Regions from separate parts of the Homo sapiens genome. Here regions 2 and 3 are each linked to region 1. A link is a loop called in an ENCODE intact Hi-C map of the cell type or tissue named here. Cell type or tissue: B cell. All regions are shown on one strand. Each heading gives the region's core, and the rest is flanking DNA. Links, peaks and the distances in the headings are about the cores only.

Region 1 (8,346 bases), core at 1,242-6,241:
TTAAGAAAGTTGACAGATTGTTACTGGCTAGAAAACTTAGAGAGCCACAAGGCAAGGAATATGGGTGGCCTCTAGGAGTTGCAAACATCTCTGGCTGACAGCCAGCAAATAAATGAAGACCTCATTCCTACAACCACAAGGAATTTAATTCTGCCAACAAACTGACTGAGTTTGGAAGCAAAATTTCCCCAGAGCCTCTAAATGAAAACTCAACCTGTTTGACATATTGAATTCAGCTTTGTAGGATCCCAAGCAGAGAATCCTGTCATGCCACCCTGCCAAACTTATAGAACTGTGAACCAATAAAGAGATGCTGTTTCAAGATGCAAGTTTGTGGTAGTTTATACACAGCAATAAAAAACTACTACAATGCCAACCAGAATAAATAAAAAGAAACCAATATCTAGATACTGCAGAACAAGAAAGAGAAATGAAAGATGTTTAAAGTAGCTAGAAAGCAAAGAAAAATTACCTACAAATAAATAAGAACTAAATTGAGAGTTGACTTCTCAACAGCAATAATGAAAAGCAGAAGACTGTGAAAGAATATTTTCAGTCTTCTGAGAGAAGATAACTCAGCCTGGTAATACATAGCCAGCCAAGCCATCCTTCAAGAATGACAGCGGAATAAAGATATTTTCAAGAAAAACTGAAAATTTTCAATACAAAGCTGAATATTTTCACCTAAGAGTCACTGATTAAAGAGTATATTCCAGGAAGAAGTGAAAATGATCCAAAAGAAAAATCTGAAACACAAGAAAGATTGGTGAGCAGAGAATGTGAGGAAATAATCTAAGTGAACAAAAATATGTGCCAAAATTTGAACACTGACTATATAAAATAATAATAGTAATGGGAGGGAATGATAAAAATCAGGCTAGTGATAAAATACTGGACAGTAATTATGTATAAACCAGGAGGCTGTGATTGGTAATTTGTGCTTAATTTTTGTAAAGTCTTTGCAATGTTATGAAAGAATATCTGAGGTCCAATTTTACTTGGCAATACATGGATATATAGAAGCTTTGCTTGATAGAGCAGCCCCTCAGATATAGTGAAGAAATCCTACAGATCAAAAAATATATATACCACAAACTGTAATGCTTACCAAAACAGGAAAAAAAGACAGATTATGGCAGGGGATTTTAAAGTCAGGAGAAAACTAATAACTTCCCTTTTTAAAGTTCACCTAATTGAAAGATGAAACAACAAAACGAAAACGCTTTTCTTGAGTTCACCCAACTCCTCAAAAGTGAAGTAGTAACCACCATCCCAGATCAGAGAACTGACATCATAAACCTTCAAGCCAACTCAGGTTTCATCTACCCTGCCCTACAGAATTAGACATGTGTGTGTGGATGGTGATGGTTCCTTACATAGTTTTTATCTCCCAACATTCACCAAAACTGTGTGAATCTCTCTGAAGAGGCACTAGAAACCTCTTGTGAACTAGTATTTCTCAAATTGGGATGTGAGAGATTGCAGTTTCCTCGGGAAGTAGACATCCAAACTGAGATGCTCTGGCTTTACCAACTATCAAAGTTGATACAAATGATTTTTTTTATACAGACCCCTCGAACGACCAAATAAATCATCTGCTCTCTCAACCAGAAACAAATAATCTAAGTGAACAAAAATACCTGGTTGAAATAAGTTTAGTGCAGGGTTATATTCTGCACCTTAAAATTGTGTTTCTGAGAGATATTCCTCATTGATTCATAAATTCGTCAACTTTGTACTGTTCAGGGTATCTGGATTAAGCATAAGCTTTGGAGTCAGACAGCCTGAATTTCAAAATCAGCCTCATAACTTACGTAACTATTTCTTAGCCCCACTTAGCCTCGGTTTCATCATCTATAAAGTAGCAATAATAACACCTGTCACACACAGCTATTTTAGAAATAAGTAAGATTTCAGAAATCGATTTCAGAAAGAGCTGGCACCAAGGAAGCAATCAATCAGTGTCAGCTATGAGTATTGATAACACTAATGGAGGCTGCATCTGTGTGACTAATCTGTACCAGGGGTTTAAATATCACTAACATTGGACTTTGGAATGCATAGACACATAAAATGTTGGAGTTTGCGGAGGCTTAAAGTTCACCCGTTCCAATTCTCATTTTCTGTGAGGATTTGAAACCCAGACAGACTCAGGAACTCGTACAAAGTCACACAGCCAGTATAAGGAACTGAAATCTGACCCTCAGCCACTGAGCACCAATAACACTATTTCTTCTGTGTCACAGCTCATGTGTCTTCTTTTTTAATCTTACCAGCAAATAATTTGTGAGGTTAATAAAAATTAAAATTGAAATACTTTTCATTGAGCACACCCCAGTGAAACGGAAGGAACAAGGGAACATGGGGTCTGGCCAAAGAGAAACCAAGTTTGAGGAAGAACGTGTTTGGCCTTCCTAAATATAGTTCACCATAATGCCAAGCAAAGGAAAACAAAGAGGCAAAAGATTATAGGCTCATTCTGATATCTCGTAGGCCTATTTATTAAGTACATGATCAATTTCATGGACAAATAATCTTATGTTTTTAGCAATTGTATTTTCTGGCCAAAAATTCTGGAAACTTGTGCTGACAATGAGATGAAATATTTTAAATGCCTATTATCTTTAAAAATTCAGGTTACAAAATTTAATCTACCAACCATTTCTATCACTGTATCTTGTTTTGACCCCACCCCCATTCCCCATTGGAGAGATATTTCTGAAAAGTGATTTATGGGAGCTGGCCTTATTTCCATTGCTTTAACTACCTTGGAGCCCTATCTTCTTTGTATTCTCTAAAATGACTGCCCTTTCTGCACAGTCACTAAATACCTATTGAGTAGCCCATGGTGTCCTTCTGATGACCATCTGATGGGAAAACTTGGACATTTGTGCTCATTATGAACCATCTGCCCTTGAGTCCAAATTTAGAATATACTAATTTTTAAATTGTATTTTTCAACCCCTATAGCTGGTGTAGGTTGAATTCAGCAAAGAATTTTTCTATTCTGTCTTTGGGGACCCTCCAGCATCTTCTCATTCACATCTGAAAGGACGTCTCCCAGTCCACAGTGCCTGTGATTGCCACATTCTGGTGAGAGCTATATGGCAGATTCAAAAATCATTGCGCAGCCTGTCAGCTGATTGGGGTGAATGATCAATGTAACCGGAACTAAAGTTGTATGACATCATCTTTGCCACAGCTTCACGTGACAAAGCTCACTTCAAAAGTGCTTCTTTCTCAGACAAAGCCCTTTAGTCAGAAAAGCCACAAGTAACAGTTAAAATCACCTGGTCCAACCATATGGAAAGACTCACCAAGGTTCATAAAAATGAAACCACCCAAAGTATATGAGGTCTTCTGAGTCCTAATCCAGGGCTTTGACATGGCATCACCAATGCATCACATCCCACATGGCTCTCACTTCTTCCCTGGCACCTCTGCAAAGTTCCAGGGGATTTCCTGCCTCTCACTCTTCTCTCCTCATTCTCTGGACTCACCCTGATCTCATTTATGTATGCTTTTATCATAATTTTCTCTAAAGTAGCCCCAAGTCATAATTACATTAAAACCTGAAGTCTGATAAAATAGTGAATATAAAACCACAGCACTGCTGTCAAAAGTAGAAGAGTGATAGTGAGCTTATCTCCAGGGAAATGGAGAAGTGGTCAAACCACACTGCTATTTTTACCTGCCTGGTATTATTTGAGCCTAACTGAATGTGTGGTCACATGGACAGTGATTCAGAGATGTTAGGAAATTCAGGTCACCATTTATTTAAAGCAACTAGGTTCAAAAGATCCTTATTCTTTCTTCTGCCATGAAGTTACATATCCTGGGAGTGTAAATGAACCAGTCTGGGCTTCATTTTACTCATCTGTAAAACGAAGGATTTGGACTACTTGATATATTATATCTCATTTAATCTAGGACTAAATTCTATTCCAATTGAAGGGTGATGTAGAGGGAAATTGGAAGGCTGATGAAAGAGTCTGAGGATTAGGTAGTGTAGTGTGGAGGAACAATGGAGACAGAAAGTCTTCCTTCAAATTTAGTCTTCAGCTGCATTACAAGCCAAGAGGCTTTGGTCCTGACACCCTCAGACCTGCTCTCTTATCTCTTCTGTCCCTCTACTTATTAGAATGTGTAAGCTGAAGTCATGCTTTTGAATATAACCATATTGATAAGGAGGTTAGAACTGTCAATCCTTCACACATATATGAATCCATTTGAGCAAATGCTTAAGGTATTTCTTCTTAACATTTGGTGACTCTTTTGATTATGAATTTAGTTATGAAAACTAGATAATTCTGGATATCACAGAATGAACAGGTCTTTATAGTAGGTCACATAGGCTTTGGCCCACAAGAGTGCTATCTGTGTAGTGAGACAACTCTCTAACACGGAGAAGCAGCAGAAACAGAGTTTGGGATATGCCTCACATGACCTGGCCATAGAAAAACATGCTGTTTTTCTAGGAACATGGATAGGAACCACAGCCCTTTTCACAGGACTCCTTCTTGTTGGGCTTTGGGCACCAATTCTGCCTGGCCTGGGCCAAGTCCCTGAGATGCAGTGGTGGCAAGTGAGGGTATTTAGTAATACCTGCAGCCCCCTTGGTTCCATCTTCTTCTGAAAGGCAGGAGCAGAAGAGCCTTTTTCCTAGCCCAATTCATGGACCACGAAAGAGTTCCAGAGTCCAAGCAACTGACAGTATCAGAGCATCTGAAAAGCATCATGTGTTTTTATGATTACAAGAAGGAGAAATTCATTGGGGCTAGCTAATGTAACAAAATAAAAATAAAAAGGACTCTAATGTGTGAGTGAACTCTGTCACTTGCCTACCCAGTTATTCATTTTCTTCTAGCATTATGCAATGGACAATAATTGGCCTTAGCCAGGGAATGCTTTACCCTCCCAACCTCTCTTTCTGCTAGAGGTGGCCATGCAATCCAGTGTTCAACTGGGGAAGCTTCTGAGAAAGTTTTTCTTTCTTGGTAAAAGGAACAAAAGAGGCTGGTTCCATCAGTTTCCTCTTGAACTCTGACTATTGTGACTATCTAGATCTGCCTTATATATAAACACCGCATTTATTTTCTGTAACTAATTTCTCATTTATTCATAAAGAAATCAGACATAGGACATAATGAGTGTTTATGGTCCCACTTAAGCTGAGAAAGCTTTCAAATGGCATAGGAGATATCTGTTCTTATACTATTACAAGGTCCTCCATAACCTTCACCTTAATTTCATCATAAAAATAGCTAACATTCATTACTAACTTCAATGCATTTGACAGTCATCATTCCATCTAAGCTTCACAAAAGTCCCATGAGATATATATTATTGATATTCCCATTTTACCAGTGAAGAAACTGTGTCAAGGAAACAGGTAGAAAGCCTAGACTTAGATTGAAACCCAAAGCATTTGGTTCCAGAGTCGGGAATCTAAACCACTATAACATGAAGCCACCTGCATATATATTAAACATTTCAGTTACTATCCCTAAGCAGACTACTTCTGAGTGTTGTCCTGGGAGATGATCTTCTATTCCTAACCTCCTGGCCCAGTCTTCAGATGCAGAGTTGATTGTTCTTCAGCTTGCCCATTTGTGCAGATGAAAGCAGGAGCTGAAGTGGGGCTCTTGCAAGGGCTACTAAAGGCTTTGCCTTCACTCTGAGTGCTTCACATGCCCAGACATTTGTACACATTAAGCACTTGAACCTAGATTAGGACAGGCTGAACTCATGGGAACTCACAGGTAGAAGATGAGCTGCCCCTAGTTGCTTCTTTGCAAAGAGACACCAACAAGATACTGGATTGTTCAGCATCTTTTCCTTCTGAAGGGAATAATTACTTTATGGGTGATGAGAAGCTCAAAAAAAAACCTCCCCATCTGTATTTATATGTTGCAAAATGCTACATGTCTCTATGTTACAGGTTCTCATTCCTCAGCTTAAAATGTAACTGTCCCTTATAAGATAACTTGGAAATTTACATCTGAAATGTGCAGCTTAATGTGAATGGGTTTATCAGGTCCTTTGATAAAAGCTGGATTTGGTTAGGGAGAAAAAGAAAAGAAAAAAGATGTACCTTTAGGTAGAAACAGGAAAGCAGACAAATTTTGACTTGGTTACAATTCCATCTAAGATCAGCCCGAGTCACATGTGAACAACAGGACTGAGAAGTTACCTAGAACACAGAATTCTCAGTACTAAAACCAGTATAGTCCCAGTCAAACTGGGATGGTTGGTCATCCTGTCACAGATTCACACTTTTCCATCTGCCTAGTTCTCAGGAAAACTTTTCAATTATCCGTTCTCTGAAGCCAATTCAACAGTCCCTTACTAGGTTAGTAGATAAACAAACCGTGGTAGATCCAAACAATGGAATACTGGTAGCAATAAAAAGGAACAAATTGTTGATACATGCAACAACTCAGATGAATCTTAAAGGCATTATGCTTATGAAATAAGTCAGTCTCAAAAAATTGCATGCTATATAAGAATACATTTAAAAGACATCCTAAAAAAAGAAAAAAAAAACTATAGTGACATAGGTCAATGGTTGCCAGGGGTTGGGAAAAGGGTTTGAATTTATATTCCTAAATAAATTACAAATATATATTTGTATGAATTTACATTATGTTTTAGATTATGTTTTACAAATATGTATTTTTATGAATTTACATTCATAAAGAATGACATGAGAAATTTTTTCAAAGTGATAGAACTGTGCTCAATCCTGGTAGGGATTACACAAATCTGTACATGAAATAAAATCCATAGGATTTTATACCAAAAGGAAAAAAGTCACTTTCTGTGATAAATTTTAAAATAAAATTCATTTATGAAGAATATTCCTTTAAAGAAAATGTTTATTCACACATGCATCTATGGCGTAGGACATAGATGAGCATTTTCTGTACAAGGAATAAGAAATTCTGAGTTCTTGACCCAATTCCTTTTAACTTTATGCCTAAACTTTGGCAAGTTGCTGCATTTCAGTCTTCAGTGTTCTAATCAATAAAATGAGAGTCACGAGCTAATTTAAAGAATGTCTGACCCAGCTTTAAAATTCTAAGAGGCTGTAATCTTGCACCATATGGAATTCCCCAAATTGTTTGTCTTAACTTTAGCGAAGACTAAAATTAGCTAACGGTGGCAGTTGGATTGGGCAGACATCAAATGAGGGTATTTCCTAATTAAAGATACTCTCAAAGGAGAAGTAAGGGCAAAAGTCTTTCCTACCAGAGAAATTTTTTTTAAAGGCAAACCTCAAGCTTAATAAACTTTCCTAGGCATTAAACCGCACATAGGACCCAGTAGAAAACTTATTCAAATTTTTAAATCACCTTTTCCCCTTCTTGCTCAAAATAAGAATTACAAATTAAAGGGAAAGGGAAACAAAATCACAACTCTTTCTGCCTGAAACTAAGATTTATCATTTTGGTTTTGCTACTGCATTTTAGAAAGGGTGATAAGAAAGACGGGACTTTTTTTTATGCTGCATAAAGAGATTTGAAGTTACTCAAATGAGTGTGTATTCAACCTGAAAGCAGTCTCATAGCTTCATATTGAAATTCCAGAACAGAAAACATTGCTGTGTCAGTTACACTGGAATGTCCCTTAAAATTTTTATTTTCACTTCTAATTGAGAAATTCCTGTGGAATGGATGGAGGACAAAAAGTTCACCTTACAAAGGACTTTAGAAAACCCTAACATACAAGTATCTTGCTGGCACCAGGAAAGAATTTCAAAGATGATTAAATAATGGGAAGTGTGGAAAATACAATCTCTTGAAAATATTGTTTTATTATTTAAAAATTTTGATGTCATAGATTTACTCCAAATTGTAAGTAAACACTGAATAGAGTATTAAATTTTATATATGGTGCTCTGATTCTCTCAACACTTAATATTTAAAAGCATTTGAGTATTTAAAAAGACCTCAACTAAATGTCACATGATCTTAATTTAATTTCACATTAAGTCACTGAATTGTAGTGTCATAAAAGCCTCTTCATGTGCTGTATTGGGTTAATTCAGTATACTGAATTTTTCTGCAATAAAAGTATCTTGTAATAGACAATTTGAATTTTACAGCAGAAATGAACCTTAGAAGCCATTGCTTCTTAAAGCTATTGTGTTTTAAAGTTGTAATCGAAATGCAAAGCATGTTTTGAACTAAGCAAAATATGATTCCCTAGGCCATTATATCTTAGAATCTCAGAGTTTAAAGACCTCAGCCATCATCAGGTACAACCTCTGAGCTGATACAGAAATCCCACTGTATTCCTTTTTCTGGAACACTTGCTCTACCAGGCTGCTCAGTGCTACCTACT
Region 2 (8,346 bases), core at 2,109-7,108, 84 kb after region 1:
ACTCCAGACCCTGTTTGCCTGGGTATCACCAGGGGAGGCTGCAGAACAGCAAATATTGCTGCCTGATCCTTCCTCTGGAAGATTCATCCCAGAGTGGCACCCACCTGTGTGAGATGTCTGTCAGCCCCTATTGGGAGGTGTTTCCCAGTCAGGCTACACAGGGGTCAGGGACCTGCTTGACAAGGCAGTCTATCTGTTCTTGGAGCTTGAACGCTGTGCTGAGAGAACCACTGCTCTCTTCAGAGCTGTCAGACAGGGACGTTTAATTCTGCAGAAGCTGTCTGTTGCCTTTTGTTCTACTATGCCTTGCCCCAGAGGTGGAATCTATAGAGGCTGATCTGTGGTGGGCTCTGCCCAGTTCATGCTTCCAAGCCTCTTTATTTACACTGTGAGCTACTCAAGCCTCAGCAATGACGGACACCCCTCCCCCCAACTAGCTGCAGCATCCCAGGTCTATCTCAGACTGCTGTGCTAGTGGTGAACAAGGCTCCGTGGGCATGGGACCCACCGAGCCAGGCACGGGAGGGTATCTCCTAGTTGGCTGCTTGCTAAGTCCGTGGGAATAGCACAGTATTTGGTCAGGAGTGTACTGTTTCTCCAGTTACCATCTGTCATGGCTTCCCTTGGCTAGGAAAGGGAACTCCCCTGACCCCTTGCACTCCCCTGGTGAGGCAACGTCCCACCCTGCTTCTGCTCACCCTCCATGGGCTGCACCCACTGTCCAACCAGCCCAATGAGATGAACCAGGTACCTCAGTTGGAAATGCAGAAATCACCCATCTTCTGCGTCAATCTCACTGGGAGCTGCAGACCGGAGCTGTTCCTATTCGGCCATCTTGGAAGCAACCATCAACATACAATTTTTCTTAAAAACCTTTCCCTACTTCACACAGTAAGGCTTGACTTTTGTGTGAATGTGTGTGTTTGCAGAGTTCTATTACACAACACATACTCAGAGAGAGACCATTTTCACTCATAATACATTTCTGCAATCTATGTGATTTATTTTTCCAAGGAAGACATGTTTAATTACATATTGTATTCTTAAGTAAGAAACTTGTACAAAATAAATTACAGGCATGCCCACAGTAACAGGTGAAAAAATAAAGCTGTGAATATATACCCTAGGACTCCTAGATATAATAAAATTATCCCTCAAGACAAATAAGAAATATCAAATACTGCAATTGTAGCTACCTAAGGGACTGAAGCATATATAGCACATAAGACTACACTATGATATTTTACCTAAAATTAATATGTAGGCTATAACAAACAGTAAATTGCTCATTAACAACAATCATATTTATATCCTAAGGATTTAGAAATATTTATTTGGGTAATTTGGAATGCTTAGGTCTTTCAAAGAAAGCTGTCCAAAGAAAATCGAATGGGTGTCTTTTCTTGTAATCAATTTACTTGTAGTGAGAAAGTATTCAAATTCATTATATTTTCTCAGGATATTCTCAGGCAGGTACATCAATATGTTTTTATAATTGTTACCCATTGAAAAATACTTTTTTAAAAATAAGGACTATTCCAACATTTTCCCATCTTTGTCTTTCTTGCTTTAGTTAAAGCTGGTAACAAATTAAATAAAGACCATTAAGAAAAAATGAGTTTCACTCACTTAACATTTTCTTGACACTAGTCAGAGAAGAATATTCTCATTTAGACAGAAATTTTTGAAATTCTTTTTTAATATAGACAGTTTAAAAAATTACTTTAAACCATCTCAGATCTTATAAGGGAATTTCAGAATGGCAAATCTAAGTCACCTTTAGTTGAACAAGAGAGACATAGCAATTTAGGGTTTCATTTAAAAAGAGCTCGGAAAAGATCAGTGTTGAGGATAAAAGATGCATTCATCAGGATTCAACCCTTTGTAGCAATCTGGCTTCAATGTCAGAGCCCTTTATTCAGCATTCTTTCTCCTTTGCACTTTTTGTGTACCAATCAAAAGAACTCATGGATGAGACAGTAAAATGAGTACAACCACTTGAGGAAGCTGGCAGTATCTTCTGATACCGAGCTTATACATATTTTATGACCCAACAATTCCACTTTTATCTGCACACTTGACTCAGATAAATACATCTATTCACCTAGACATGTCCTAGCATGCTCATAGAAGCACCATTTCTAATAGCCAGAAATACCCAAATTCCATCAAGAGTAAAATTGATAAATAATGTATATTTACACATTATACACAAATGAGAATGAATGTTAACAGCAACCACATGCAGTATGATGGCTCTCATTAACATAATGTTGAGTGAAAGAAGCTAGAAACAAAAGAGTACATAATGTATGATGTAAGTTATATGACCAAAACATGAGCCAAAGTACCAAAGCACCCTATGCTGTTAGAAGTCAATGTCATGATTACCCTCAGTGGAGAGAGGAATGAGGAGCCAGAATAGATTGTGAGGGGGCTTATGTGGTGCCGGTAATGTTCTTCTTCTTGATCTAAGTGCTGGTGACACAGATGTGTTCAGTAGCTAAAAGTTTATTGATTTTAAGTGATGATATTTTTACTTTTCTGAAAGTATATTCTAATTTGATAGTGTTTAAAAGAGGATCCAGGAATTCAAAAGCACCTTTCTACTGCCACAAAGAATCACATCCCTTGAAAGATGTTAAGGACTGAGCATGGTGTCTCACGCTTGTAATTCCAATGTTTTGAGGTGCTGAGGCAGGAGGATGACTTGAGCCCAGGAGTTCAAGACAAGCTTGGGAAACATAGAGAGACTCTGTCTCCATTAAAAAAAAATGTATATATATATAATATTAGCCAGGTGTGGTAGCACATGCTTGTTAATCCCAGCTTCCAAGCTACTTGGGAGGCTATAGCAGGAGTCCAAGAGTTCCAGCCTGGGTGACAGAGACAGAGTGAGACCCTGTCTCAAAAAAAAAAAAAATGTTAAGGTTCCCTGAGTATCCCAGTGAGTGCCAGATTGAAATATTATTCAAACAAGGCATAAATCAGCCAAACATTCAATCCAGCTGAGTTGAGGATTTTGGTTTTTGTTTCTGTTGGGTATTTATAAGTAAAGACTATCAGAAAACTGGAAATGAAAGTTAGTTAGTATCTCAGACTACACTCTGCACCAAGTAGTTTGCTTAAGAATCGACTTCAAAACAGCTCACATGAAGCACTTAGGATATACCACTCCAATTTTTTTATCAGAACTAATATTTATGAATTAGAAACTGATGGAGAATTAAACTTCATGGAGAATTTCAAAAGGTCAAGAACATGACAGCTTGTCTTCCTCTGGAAATTTGCTGCGGCTTCATCACCATGAAAATATGTTTCTCCACCCTCCCCATCACTTCCCCTAAATTGTTTTTCTTTAACAAGTCAAATATGTAGAAAAAAACATTTTTATCAACTCTTCTGCCATTGTGACATTGTTGTAAACTATATTTCCCAAGATTCAAACACAAACATAATGTAATAATAACAGCTGGACACTTGGAAGATGTTAGCAAGTGACCATGCAGATACTTTAAATCTGGACTCTCTTTGGATTCTAGAGAGCATGTTTCTAAGATCACGTTGTCTTCTTCAGGAGTCAACCATACAATCACTTTCCTCAGGAAGTTCCATAGGACAAGATATAGAACAACACACAAATAAATATTCAAAGAAGAGAATGTTTTGATGTGTCTGGTTCCTCTGACTCAAAAAAAAAAAAAGGTCTCTTTTAAGGACTCAGACAGGGACAAGGGCTCCCTTCCTTCTTCATGGGAACAGATGCAAAAGATCTCTTCTGACTGGCCCCTTCTCTTTAAATCTTCTTTTTTCATTTATTTCTAAAGTATCCAAAGGCACAGGACAGGCTGCTGCTACACATCATTATTTGCAGTCCTTTGAATGTCTTCAGCAAATGACCTCACTACCTCCTAGAAGGACATGAGTCAGACCTTAGCATGAAAACAAACATACACCTAAACCATGTCACACTCTTGAGAACATATTCCTCTTAGCTTCACAGATGCTGAGAGTGTTAAGATTTGAGCACAGTACATAAGTCATTTGAATTAAAGCCTTCTTCATACAATCAAATTAAGAGACTTGGCTAAGGGCACACAGCTAATTAGAGCTTAAGCTAAGACTAGAATCCTAGATTGCTAATTCCTAGTCTAATGCTTATTTGTGCTATATCAAGAGGCCTTTAAGTCATGAGAAATTACATAAATGAATGACAATCTACTTTTGTGGGTTATGCATTGCTACTCAAGCGGAGCCAAGAGCTGTAAGCCACAGAGTAAAATAAAACTCTGTATGAACTGGACATTCTTCAGGAGATATGTGATGTGCCAGAGATTCCTGACATCTCCACCTACTTGCACAGCTGTTGTTACACATGATGAACACCAAGGAGATAATATAAGGAAAGGAAAACAAGGCACGCACATCTGCATGTGCATGCACACACCTCCTCTCCCTTGCCCTACTGTAATCCATCTGATGAGCTACCTATATCCTAAGAACATAGGTCAAGAAAGATATGCAACAGCATCCCAGTTTTACGAGGGAGAACGGAAAGAATCAAGTCCACCAGAGATGGACTTTTTCAGGGACCTTAAGAATCAGTAAGAAAAGAAAGGAATTTTCATTCATTCCTTCTTTCACTCAGCACATTTGTATCTTATTCCTGCCATGTCCAGGTATGGTGCTAGTCAGTGAGGATACACAGATAAAACATACAAGTCCCTGCCTTCAGGATGCTAACAGTTAATTGGGCAGGCAACAATTGCCAAGCTGTGTGGGAAGTGCCATGGTGGAACGTGGCAGCTGAGAGAAAAGATTTACAAAGGGTGGAGGCTGGGGGATGCAGAGAAGCAGAAGGGAGAAGAGGATACAGGAAAAAGTTAATGCTAAGAAGGTCTTCCCAAGAGTGAATAGTAAAAATATTAGAAATTACATCATTTTCTTCTCTAAGAGACATTCTCACATACTCAATAGTTCGGTGGTTCTCAAAGTGTGGTCCCAAGGCTAGATGTGTCAGCATCACCTGAGAACTTGTTGGAAACAGAAATGGTCTGACCATATCCCAGAACTACTGAATCAGAAACTCTTAGGATGGGGCCCAGCACTCTGTTGTAACAAGCCCCCAGGTAATTCTAATGCGCTCTAAAGTTGGAGAACCATTATACTAGATAAATCAAAGCAAACTCGAGGGGAATGAAAGCCCATATGTCCAAGCAGTTAAGAGCAGGCCTGAGGGCAATGATTCTAGTGTGGTAATGTTTCATGTAAATGCACCAAAATGGGAAGTAATCTTTTGTCAGATATGACCTAATTTATATTTCAGAAAATATGGTTCTCTGTTTTTGAAGGCCTATGGACCCCTGTGTTTCCTAAGATCTACCATACAAATGACTGATATTCCTGAAGTAAAAGCTTTGTAATTTAACCTGGAGTCAAGAGTCTTGGATGGAGATCAACACAGATCTTCAGAAGGCACAAGAAGGTCCCATAGGACACACTACAGAATCTAGCGATGGGACTCACAGGGACTGTACCATTTACATTTTCCCTAGGGCTACATAGTCCCTGATTTTCAGTGTCTGCTTCTTTCTTTATGGCTTCCCCCATAGAAGGGTTTTCTACTTCCACTTATCATAGTTTGCCACATGACCCTTCTTGGCCTCAACTCTATAAGATATTAGAGTTCCCATATCTGGAAGTGTGTCTAGCATCATACTCTAAGTGTCTTAGACTTAAAGCTTCTTAGTTTAAATTCTTAAAAGAGAGAATGTGATCGTCCCAATGGTTCATTTAGCTGTGGCCTCCGGTATTAACAAAGCAGAAACAGCAGCAGACCGGAGGCTGAGTATTGACGTTAGAAGAGGTTATGGAACTGGCAAGGAGACAACGTTCAGAAAACCTAACACAGTAGAAATTATCCATTTGGCCCCTGAGAGTTCCATCTAACTTCACGAGTCTCTGGAACAACAGTGTATCCTTTATTTCTGTAAATTCCAAACAAATGGTAGGAAATTCATAGAAAAATGCAACAGCTTGTAAAATATGTTGATTACATATTTTAAAACCTTAATTATACATGCACCCTTCACTCTAGAAATTTAAATCCTAGGGTTTTATCTTAAGAGAAAATTTGGGATGTGCCCAATAAGAAATAAGGAAAAGGAATTCTTGTCACGGTATTGTTTTTCATAGCAAACTTTTTTTACAAAAAGAAATGATCTAAATATCTAGAAATTGGGATTTTTATCAATGGAAGTCATTTTTACTTTTTTTGTTTTTACAAAAAAAATTCATCATTCATCTTTGGTAAACTTTTTTCTCTTCATTAAAAAAAAGTCAGTAAGCCTTAACATTGTTTTAATACTGGCATAAGGAAATTGCAAGCAGATGGCCTCCCACGTTCTGTTTTTCTTGTCTGGGTTACAGTCACTATGATGATCTAGCTGCAGCTGCTGGATGATCTCTTCCAGCTGCAGATTTGATTTGCTCCTACTAGTCCCTAATTGAATTTAGTCGCTTCCCTTCTCTCCTCCACATCAGCAGAGGCCTCCCAATCTTAAAGTCCCAGTCTGCCTCTGTCCCTGTGTCCAAGGGCAGAAAAGTCCATATTTTGGGCTCTGAAGTTCAACTAGATTAAATTTCAGTCATTCCAGTCAATAATCTAAAATAGTTTTTATAATTAATGGCTAACTAGTTCTAGTCTTTGACTTGCTAGGAATTACTTGAGTCTCCATGTCTTCCTATCATCTTAACAGACAAGAGCAGAATGAGTTGGAATGCTAAAAAAAAAAATGAAATTTATCTTTTCTTTAAATACAAGAAAGATCTTGTGTCCAAGAAAGATTACAAAATTACGGTATTAGAGTATAAATAGCTAGAATTAATAGAGTGATTTTCCCTAACCCAGAATCTTTTCCTCTTTGTCAGAATGTTGGATGAAAGGACACAGAGTTGAGAGAATGTGATAATTCTTAACCCATTGCTAAGGGTGTAACCATGAAATTTCTTTACTGTAAAGTTAAAGCTTCGGGTTATTACAAACCCAAAGGAGTTTGTTAAGACCTGGCAACAAAATCAATAAAGGTGAAAGCAATTTACATCACCCTGGATGATCGCAATTTTTTTAATAGTCCCAAAGTCACCATATTTGCCATTAGTCTATATCTGTAACATGGACATCTGAGGACAATGTGACTCATATGGCTGAGGATCTCCAAAATACAATAAAATCTAAACTCACTCCTAAGAAGAGTAGGAGGAGCATGAAAAGTACTGTGTGTCTCGTTAGTATGGCAAATGAAAGTATACAATTTTTGTGACTACTTAGCTCACCATGTCATCGACCCCAGACACACACTGCCCCTGAGTGTCTTCCTCTGTAAAATAACGACACCTCGGCATGGCTAATAAATAAAAGTTTGGAGCCATCCTGGTTGAAGAGGGCAGGATAGAAACAGTATTCTGGTATTCAGTCTCCCCTTTGGTTTCCTCCATTTCTTCCTTGTACCCAAAATGGCCACCTTGGCAGAACCCAAAGGTTCTACAGCACACAGAGTGACCACCAACAAGCCATGCAGTTTCTAAGGCCCCTCCCTCCTATAACAGCCTTCACTTCTATATGCCTGGGAGGTGTTTATAAAAATTGACACTGCTTACCTAGCTTCATATACCGGCACAGCACACAGCAGGTGCTTCATAATGTTGAGTAAATTGAATTTCAACTAGTACCTGTTTGCTCAATGTTCTAATAAAACTTTCAGAAGAGCAAATATTCTAGGTCCTAGATTACTGATTTTTCAGCAAATAGGAATAGAACAAAATTACAAACCAATGTTTAAAATTAGGGTATCTCTAAATTTTATTGTATGATTTTTGCCTCCTGTTATTAATACCCACTTAGGTCTCACTTAGTTCCTATTTCTGAATTTCCCTCATAACTCATAGATTATGTTCTGCTTGTCGCTATGTGGCAGAATGTAAAGAGGACTTTCTTTATTGGGCTCACTCTGACCTGGGTTCTAATCCCAGCTCTCACGTGTACTATCTATGGGACTTTGAGCGAAACTTTAACCTTCATCGTTTCCTCATCTGAAAAGAATGAAACAGGGAAATAAGGAACAGGGAAAAGGCTGATTTGAGGATTATATGGAATAATGTGTCATGGATAGCAACTGATAAGTGTTCCATAAATGACAACTGTAATAATTATTTTTAGTTGATCCAAAAATGAAGAAGCGATCACATAGCATACCCAAGAAGACTATTCCTCCTTTTAAAAAGAAGTCTATTAAGGTATCATGAGGGAGAGATATTTAAGAGTTCAAGGAAAGATAGCTGCTTTAA
Region 3 (8,346 bases), core at 2,100-7,099, 100 kb after region 1:
CATGAGATAGGAGCACCTGCTACCTAATCAAACCAAGAGTCCAAGATAGGCAGCAAAAAAATGAATCATAAATCTCATGATTAATAATAAACAAGACTTATCAAACTAAAAAGCTTCTGCACAGCCAAAGAAACCAACAGAGTAAAAACCAACATATGCAATGGGAGAAAATATTTGCAAATGTTAACATCTGATAAGCCATTAACATCCAAAATATATAAAGAATTCAAACAACTCAATAGTGGGAAAACAAATTAACCCCATTAAAAATGAACAGAGGATATTAATAGAAATGTCTTGAAAGAAGACATACAAATGGGCAACATGTATATTTAAAAATTTTCAAAATCACTAATCACCAGGGAAATACAAATCAAAACCACAATGAGAAATCACCTCACACACGTTAGAATGGCTAAAAGACAAAAAGACAAAAGATGACAAGTGTTGGCAAGGATGTGGAGAAAAGGGAACCATTGAACACTGTAGGTAGAAATGTTCGTTAGTAAAACCATTATGGAAAACAGTACGGAGATTCCTCAAAAAATTAAAAATAAAATTACCATATGATCTAGCAATCCCACTGCTGGGTATATATCCAATGGAAGTGAAAACAGTATGTCAAAGAGATATTTGCACTCTCATGTTCATTGCAGCACTATTCACAATAGCCAAGATATGGAATCAACCTAAGTGTTCATCAGTGGATGAATGGATAAAGAAAAGGTGGCATATATACACAATGGAATACTATCTGGTCTTTACGAAAAGAAAAAAATACTATTTGCAACAACATGGATGAATCTGAAGGACATTAAGTAAAATAAGACAGGCACAGAAAGACAAATACCACATTATCTCACTTATATGTGGAATCTAAGAGTTGATCTCATAAAAGTAAAGAGTAGAATAGGGAAGGGGGGAATGGCAATTGGTCAAAGGATATAAAATTTCAGTTAGATAGGAGGAATAAGTTGAAGAGCTCTATTGTAGAACATGGTGACTACAGTTAGTAACAATGAATTTGTATTCTAAAAATTACTAACAGTAGATTTTACATGTTCTCACCACAAAAAAATAGGTATATGAGCTAATACATATGTTAATTATCTGAATTTAGCCCTTCTGCAATGTATACGTATTTCAAAACACATTGCACATGATAAATACATAACTTTCATTTGTCAATTGAAAAGGAAAAAAATTTTAAAATAATAAAGGTGAACCTGCATTCAGGTTCAAAAATCAAATAACAAATTTCAATAAAAAGGTACAATAAAAATGATTTCACAGCTCTTCAGTTGAAAATATTTCCTATATTTGTTTTATCACCAGAGAGAGCCTACTGTGTGATGCAGATATCTGTAAGCTGACACAGGCCTACTCAACTCTGTACCTCATACCACCATTAGGGCATCATGTTCAATACTGGCATTGTGTTCTAAGAGAGGTGGACTAGCCTGATACTCAGCAAGTATCTACCAGTATGGCCAGCCTAGCGACCAAAAGGTTAATACCAGGCACAGCAAGTGTCTCCATTCTGATACAGTTGCTATCTGTGCCAGATGGATTGTATTGTTAATATTGCCAAAAATGAAATACCAAGAAAAACTACTAATCAGGAGTGGGAATTGCCTGGAAATTATGTCAGAGGAAGGACCATTGAAGGTTCAAGTGATCTTTAGATTTCAAAGGAGACGATTTGGGATGGGGAAGAGGCAGGGGGACTATGAGCACTGCCTTCAAATACATGAATGGGCTCCATATGAGAAACAAATTAGATTTATACCACATGGCTGCAGGGGGAGGAATTGCACACAATGATTGGAAGTTACAATAAGGCTGACGTTTGTGCACAATGATTGGAAGTTACAATAAGGCTGATGTCAGTTCTATATAAGGAAGAACTTTTGAATCCTGGTGCCACCCAACAATGGAACTGACTTTGTGAGGGTAGTGAATTTCCAGTACCAGCACAGGAAGGGAGCAATAATTCTAGGAGTGCTGCAGCTGTGGGTGCTTCTGTTCTGGAGGGTGAATTAAAGAGATCCCAAACTTAAATATTAATCTGAATTCTCAATGGAAATTTTAATAGACTTTATTTCTTAGAACAGTTTTAGGTACACAGCAAAACTGAGAAAAAAAGTATGAAGAGTTCTCATATACTCCCTGCTCCCCTGTAGACACATATGAGCCTCCCTCAGCCATCAGTGTCCACACCAGAGTGGTACATTTGTTACAACTGGTGAATCTACATGACACATCATTATCACCCAAAGTCTATAATTTACATTAGGCTTCACTCTTAGTGTTATACATTCTATGGGGTTTGACAAATGCATAACGACAAGTATTCACCACTATAAATGAAACTTTTTAAAGACCAGGCCTCCTGCTTCCCAACCCAAACCTACTAAATCAGTATCTCTAGCCACTGGAGTTTGGAATTTTGTGTACTTTAAAGCTCTTCAATTGATGTTGATACACAGATATGTTTGGAAACCTGCATTCAGTGATCTGCAAAGTTATTTTCAACCTTTAGATTCTATAATTCTATTAACAAAATTCACAATAACTTTTTTAAAAGAGTAGTTCACTTTTGAACACTTACCAGGGCTTAGAGGAGAATCTTTAGCCTGTCAAACACTATGCTAGACCTCATTTAATTCTCACAACAACCCTATAAAGAAAATGTTAATATATATTCCCATTTAATAGAAAACAAAACTGAGGCCCAGATAGATTAAGAAACTTGCCCAAGATTACAGAGTCAGTAAAAGGCAGAGTGGGGATTCAAACTGAGGACTATTTGATCCACATTCTTTCCTTCACACCATTAGACCTTGAGAGTTTTGAATAGAGACACAACTTGAAATTACTAATATTAGGGGTGAGGGGTTGAGGGGGTTTTGCCTGGTGGGTTTTTTTAGTAATATATTTAGCACATGGGAGGGATATTTTGTACATATTTTGAACATAAAACTAGATGATATTCCAGGAACTTGTAAGTGACTTACATCAAGCCAGCGACTAACATAGCCAACGCATTTGCTCTATGAATCCAAAATATTGGTCTAAGGGTTCTATGGTACCTAAACAAAACATGTGGTGAACTATCCAAAATGAGAGAAAAGAACTCAACTACATCTTTGTTCATCATAATGGACTCCAAACCAGAAAGGACATTTCTACATTTTCACATTGGAACCATTACCCATTTTCTGAGCCACCGAAAGGAACAACTAGCTTCTTAGAGCTGTATTTCTGCCACTTCAAGGAACATGAAAATATAGTTTTGTGGTTATTAAGAGTACACATCTTTGAGGCAAACCTAGATTCTGGGTCCGCCACTAAATATGTAATTTTGGGGAAATTACCTAACCTCTCTGGGTTAGTTTCCCATCTGTAAAATGCACTGATGATATTTTAATATCTGCCTTCCGGAGTTACCACGAGAATTAGATAAGATGTTGTATGTGAAGCAATTAACACCCCCTTGATACTTAGTAAGCACTCAATAAGCATTCTTATTAATGGAGAAGTCAAGTCCAACACAATCTCTGCAATCCCTTGGCTGTCCAGCTAGGGTAGAAACCAATTATTGTTGTGTCCACAGTCCCGACTAAAGGAAAAAGGTATGTGTGTTGGAGTGGAAGGAGGGTGAGGTTAACCTATCCTCAGGCCTATGAGAATTTGCTCTTAACCCTTAACTATAAGGATCTTAAAACACCTCCAGGTGTTTTAAGAATGTAAGGGTCATTGGTATAAATGAAAGCAAAGAATGTAAGGGTCATTGGGATAAATGAAAGCAAAGTTACATACTGAAAAGTCAAAAACTGACACAGAAATGGAGCTATATTAGAAGAAGGCTATAGCCTTACTTCTGCCTCCATTTCTAACTATATTATTTGCAGATGAATTAGAACAGGCGAGGTGGGGCTGGCACAAAACATGTTCCCATGACACAAGACAATAACCAGCTCACACATCTTTGGTGGCCCCTGGTACTGAGCACCAGAGGCCCTCATTGAGGACAGGCACTCCTTTTTCACCTAAAAGTATTTCCTCTCTACTGGGAATCAAAAATTGCCTTCTACAAACTAAATTGCCAGCAACATTCATCAAGAAAATAGCACTAACTTAGCATAAGAGGCCTTGGATTTAGAAGACGACACAACAACGTCTAGAGACCCAACATGATTGTCAAAGACTGGGGAGCTTGCTGAGTGGGTGAGCAAACACATTCTGAGTAGCCTCTGTATTGGGAGGTGAGAATTCCTATATAAAAGTGCTAATAATCTGCATTAATTGATTTGTTGAAAAAATAAAAAATAAAAATAAAGTCACTTATTAACAGCCAGTAAATACAGAATTCCTTCCTTGGGTAATGGATGGCATAATGGGACATTGCAAACTTGAGAAATGGAACCATTTCTGATTTATGAAGGCATATACAGCTAAGCTAACTTGTAGGGTTACTTTGATGGGATAGAAGAAAATAACCCATTTAAACTCCTCTCACAAATCACTTTTTAAAAATGCTTCCTTTTTAGACCATTAAAACTTAAAGTAAACTAAAACTATATTGTTTAAGAATACATAAATAGGTGTAAAACTACAGTGGAAAACAAGAACATGAACATCTTACTGTCCTTGTTAGGATACTTACCTAGAGGGGGAAGGAAAAGGGATAAATTAGGTGGAGTCATTCAGGAAGGTGTAAGCAATGTCCTGTTTCTCAGCTTTAATGTTGATCTATACTGGTGCTTGTTTTTTATATACTAGGGTTTGTTTTTTATACAGGTGTTTGTTTTATAAATCATTAAACTAAATTTGTTTTGTGCAAAAAAATAAGACATTTATTAGAGAAGTATATATTAAACTAACGGTAGTTATGTCTACTGGAAAGAAGTAGAACTGTGAGAATCTGTCACAGTGACTGTTGTTTTCCTAAAAAATACTTCAGCATCATTATTGTAATAGTATGTAAGTGCTGATTCACTTAAGCTTTGATTCTAGAGATACTCAGCAACATTCTTTCAAGAATGCAGTACCGAGGTATGAGCTAGTATTATACTAGAAAGGGCCTCTCTTCAGAGTGGCTGCTGTTAAGCCCTTCTGCTGTCTGTATCTTGATTGACAATAGACATTTTGCTGATGCATAAGATGTCAAATTAGTCCAATTAATTATGTGATACTAATGACTATTTATTTGCTTGATGCATGCTAGAAATTCTCTCCTATTTGTGCAATTACAGGTATTCAAGGAATGTGGATTGTCTAGAGTTGTTAAAGATCTGTTCACTCTTGTGTGTACAAGGGAACTGAGTAACATGTCTCCTTAGGAATGGAAACTAATCTCTGATACATTCTATATCCAACCATTGTTTCAATCAAATGAGACTGACTAGATGACATAGAAATAAGCCAACCTGTACTCTGACACCTGAAAGAGCAGATGACTGAGATTTCATGGAGCCTGCAGATCAAATTTGTGAATAGTTTTATACCTGCTAGCTAGTGAATATTTGTTGAATATGTATTTGACTATATAACAGACTTCAGTCTGAGACATGTATTCATTTTAATCTGGTAGCAAGGTTGTGGAGAAGAAGCTAACCATTGCTACTTCAAAAATCTTTTGTGGCTATTGTTATCAAGACAAAAAAGAAAGAACCTAAAAGTTTTGCATGACTAACATGATGAAAGTTGGTTCACAACAGAGTCTTTTGCTTTTTGCTGATCTTTTTCTAAAATTATTGACATTTGTAAATTGAATGAGTCTTATTTTACAAAAAGAAAAACTATTAAAATACCTAATAGAAAAAGAAGCAAAAGACCTAAGGAGACATTTCACACACAAAAAAATACATATAGTCAATAAACATGTAAGGAGCTGTTCAACATTATTATTAATCAGAGAATTAATCAATGTGATATCATTTTAAACTCGTTCATTTGGCAAAAAAATAATACTGAGTCTGACAATAATTGGCATTTTCAAGAATATGGAGCCACAGAATCTTCTATGTCTTGCTGGAAGTAGATTAAATTGGCTCAATCACTTTGGAAAATAATTTTTCTCATCTCAAGGAGTTAAACATTCACATGCCCTCTTTCACTCCCAGGGGTATACCCAATAGAAATCCTTGTGCCAGTACTCTAAGAAACATGCTCAAGAATGTCTGTAGCAGCACTGTACACAAAAGCAAAACCTAGAAATAACCCAAATGCCCATCAACAAGATGGAAAAAAATGACATATTCATACAACAAAGTCCTATTCGAAAATCTCATAAATTAACAATAGCAATACACAACAATATAGATGAATCTTAGCAGTATGTTATTAAGTTAAACATAATTCTCAAAAGATTACACACACAGTAGGATATCTTATTTAGGAATAGATACAGATGCGATAAATTATATTAAAAGAAAAGCAAGAGAAAGCAAGGGAAGAGGGTGATGCTTCCCAGGGAAGAGAAAGCTAGGAATGGGGTGGTACAGAAGAAGGAAACCATATAACTTGATGTAAGTTATTATCAAGAATTTAGCTCCTGTCTTTGGCCAGGTGTGGTGGCTCACACCTGTAATCCTAACACTTTTGGAGGCTGAGACAGGCAGATCACTTGAGGTCAGGAGTTTGAAACCAGCCTGGCCAACATGGTGAAACCCCCATCTCTGCTAAAAAGAAAACACAAAAAATTAGCCAGGCGTGGTGGTGCACACCTGTAGTTCCAGCTACTCAGAAGGCTGAGGCAGAGAACCGCTTAAACCTGGAAGGCAGAAGTTGCAGTGAGCCAAGATCACACCACTGCACTCCAGCCTGGGTGACAGAATGAGACTCTGTCTAAAAAAAAAAAAAAAAAAAAAAAAAGAATTTAGCTTTTATTTTTGATGATGAGTTTATGAATGATTATATTAATCATGATGGATGAGTAGATAAAAGCAGGCCATACATAAAACAATGGTGAGGTTGTATTATGAGACATCCATTAAGTTTTCTCCATTCTGTGCACTTGAAGACAAAATCAAAACAAATCAAGGAGAAAAACAAAATAAACTTTAAATCATATATATTTATATACATATAGTAGGCAACCCAATTGTGTTTATTCTAGATGAAAACTATTGCTGTTATCTTGCTTCTCGCATTAAAACATCTGTATCAAATTGTTTTTTAATACTATCTTAAGGATTTTTTTTTACATTTTATGCTCTAGCCAAAGCCAAGTATAGTTGGATAGTTCTTTGACTTTCCACAGTTTTTTTAAGTGAAAAGAATATTATATATCATTTTTATGTTGCAAATGACACAGTAATTACCAAACTAAATAAAATATTTCAAGATCTTTTTGTTACAATTATGAATTTCTTGCTGGAACCCAATTAATTTGAATGGGAAAAAAATCAGCTGTAAAAATCACCAAGAAGGAATAAAAGACATTGTATATACCCATTCAGAAGTGTAAGCAACAAAATTCCTGCTTTGAATAAAAGCATTACTACACAAAAGTAAATAAAGTATTTTGGAATTTGCTGAGATAATTGTTACATGAAAACATTAAGAACAAGTTTTTCTTTTTTTTTTTCCTTTCCAATTTTTATTTTAGATTCAAGGGGTACATGTGCAGGTTTGTTACATGGGTAAATTGCATGTCATGGGGGCTGTGTACAGATAATTTCATCACCCAGGTAATCAGCATAATACCCAATAGACAGGTTTTTAATCCTCACCCTCCTTCAAACCTCCACCCTCAGATAAGCCCCATTGTTTATTGTTCCCCCTCTTTGTGTCCATGTGCACTCAATATTTAGCTCCCACTTATAAGAGAACATGCAGTATTTGGTTTTTCTGTTCCTGTATTAATTCACTCAGGATAATTGCCTCCAGCTCCATCCATATTGCTACAAAGGACATGCTCTCATTTTTTATAGCTGCATAGTATTCCAGGGTGTATATGTGCCATATCTTCTTTACAGTCCCCTGTTGATGGGCATCCAGGTTGATTCTATATCTTTGCCATTGTGAAGAGTGCTGCAATAAACATACCTGTGCATGTTTCCTTATGGTAGAATGATTTATATTCCTTTGAGTATATACTCAGTAATGGGATTACTGGGTTGAATGGTAGTTCTATTTTAAGATCTTTGAGAAGTCTCCAGACTGCTTTCCACAGTGGCTGAACTAATTTACATTCCCTCCAGCAGTGTATATGCCTTCCCTTTTCTCTACAATCTCACCAGCATCTGTTATTTAATTGTGTTTGTTTGTTTGTTTGTTTTGAGATCGAGTTTCGCTCTTGTTGCCTCCTGGGTTCAAGTGATTCTCCTGCCTCAGCCT

What was found. Hi-C counts contacts between places; a loop is a spot of excess contacts. Peaks named below come from ENCODE experiments on the same cell type or tissue, not always from the same donor. Only the 100,000 strongest peaks of a DNase experiment are listed, where the experiment ranks them.
Region 2: it touches region 1 in a loop (2.9-fold over the local background); 3 of 110 quality-filtered maps call a loop at or near these places.
Region 3: it touches region 1 in a loop (2.5-fold over the local background); 4 of 110 quality-filtered maps call a loop at or near these places.

What each region holds. Positions count from the first base shown.
Region 1 is chr5:40,483,406-40,491,751 of GRCh38, forward strand. No RefSeq gene overlaps it. Among named protein-coding and RNA genes, the nearest start is that of PTGER4, 190 kb to the right of the region's middle. RefSeq lists enhancers at 3,341-3,400, 7,028-7,177 and a cis regulatory region at 7,102. In B cell, for the core only: no CTCF peak of the experiment used is centred there; DNase peaks (open chromatin) are centred at 1,266, 2,196, 3,216 and 3,646; H3K4me3 peaks cover 2,295 bases; H3K27ac peaks cover 2,948 bases.
Region 2 is chr5:40,566,680-40,575,025 of GRCh38, forward strand. No RefSeq gene overlaps it. Among named protein-coding and RNA genes, the nearest start is that of PTGER4, 110 kb to the right of the region's middle. RefSeq lists an enhancer at 4,272-4,501. In B cell, for the core only: no CTCF peak of the experiment used is centred there; DNase peaks (open chromatin) are centred at 3,162 and 4,222; H3K4me3 peaks cover 677 bases.
Region 3 is chr5:40,582,402-40,590,747 of GRCh38, forward strand. No RefSeq gene overlaps it. Among named protein-coding and RNA genes, the nearest start is that of PTGER4, 93 kb to the right of the region's middle. In B cell, for the core only: no CTCF peak of the experiment used is centred there; no DNase peak of the experiment used is centred there.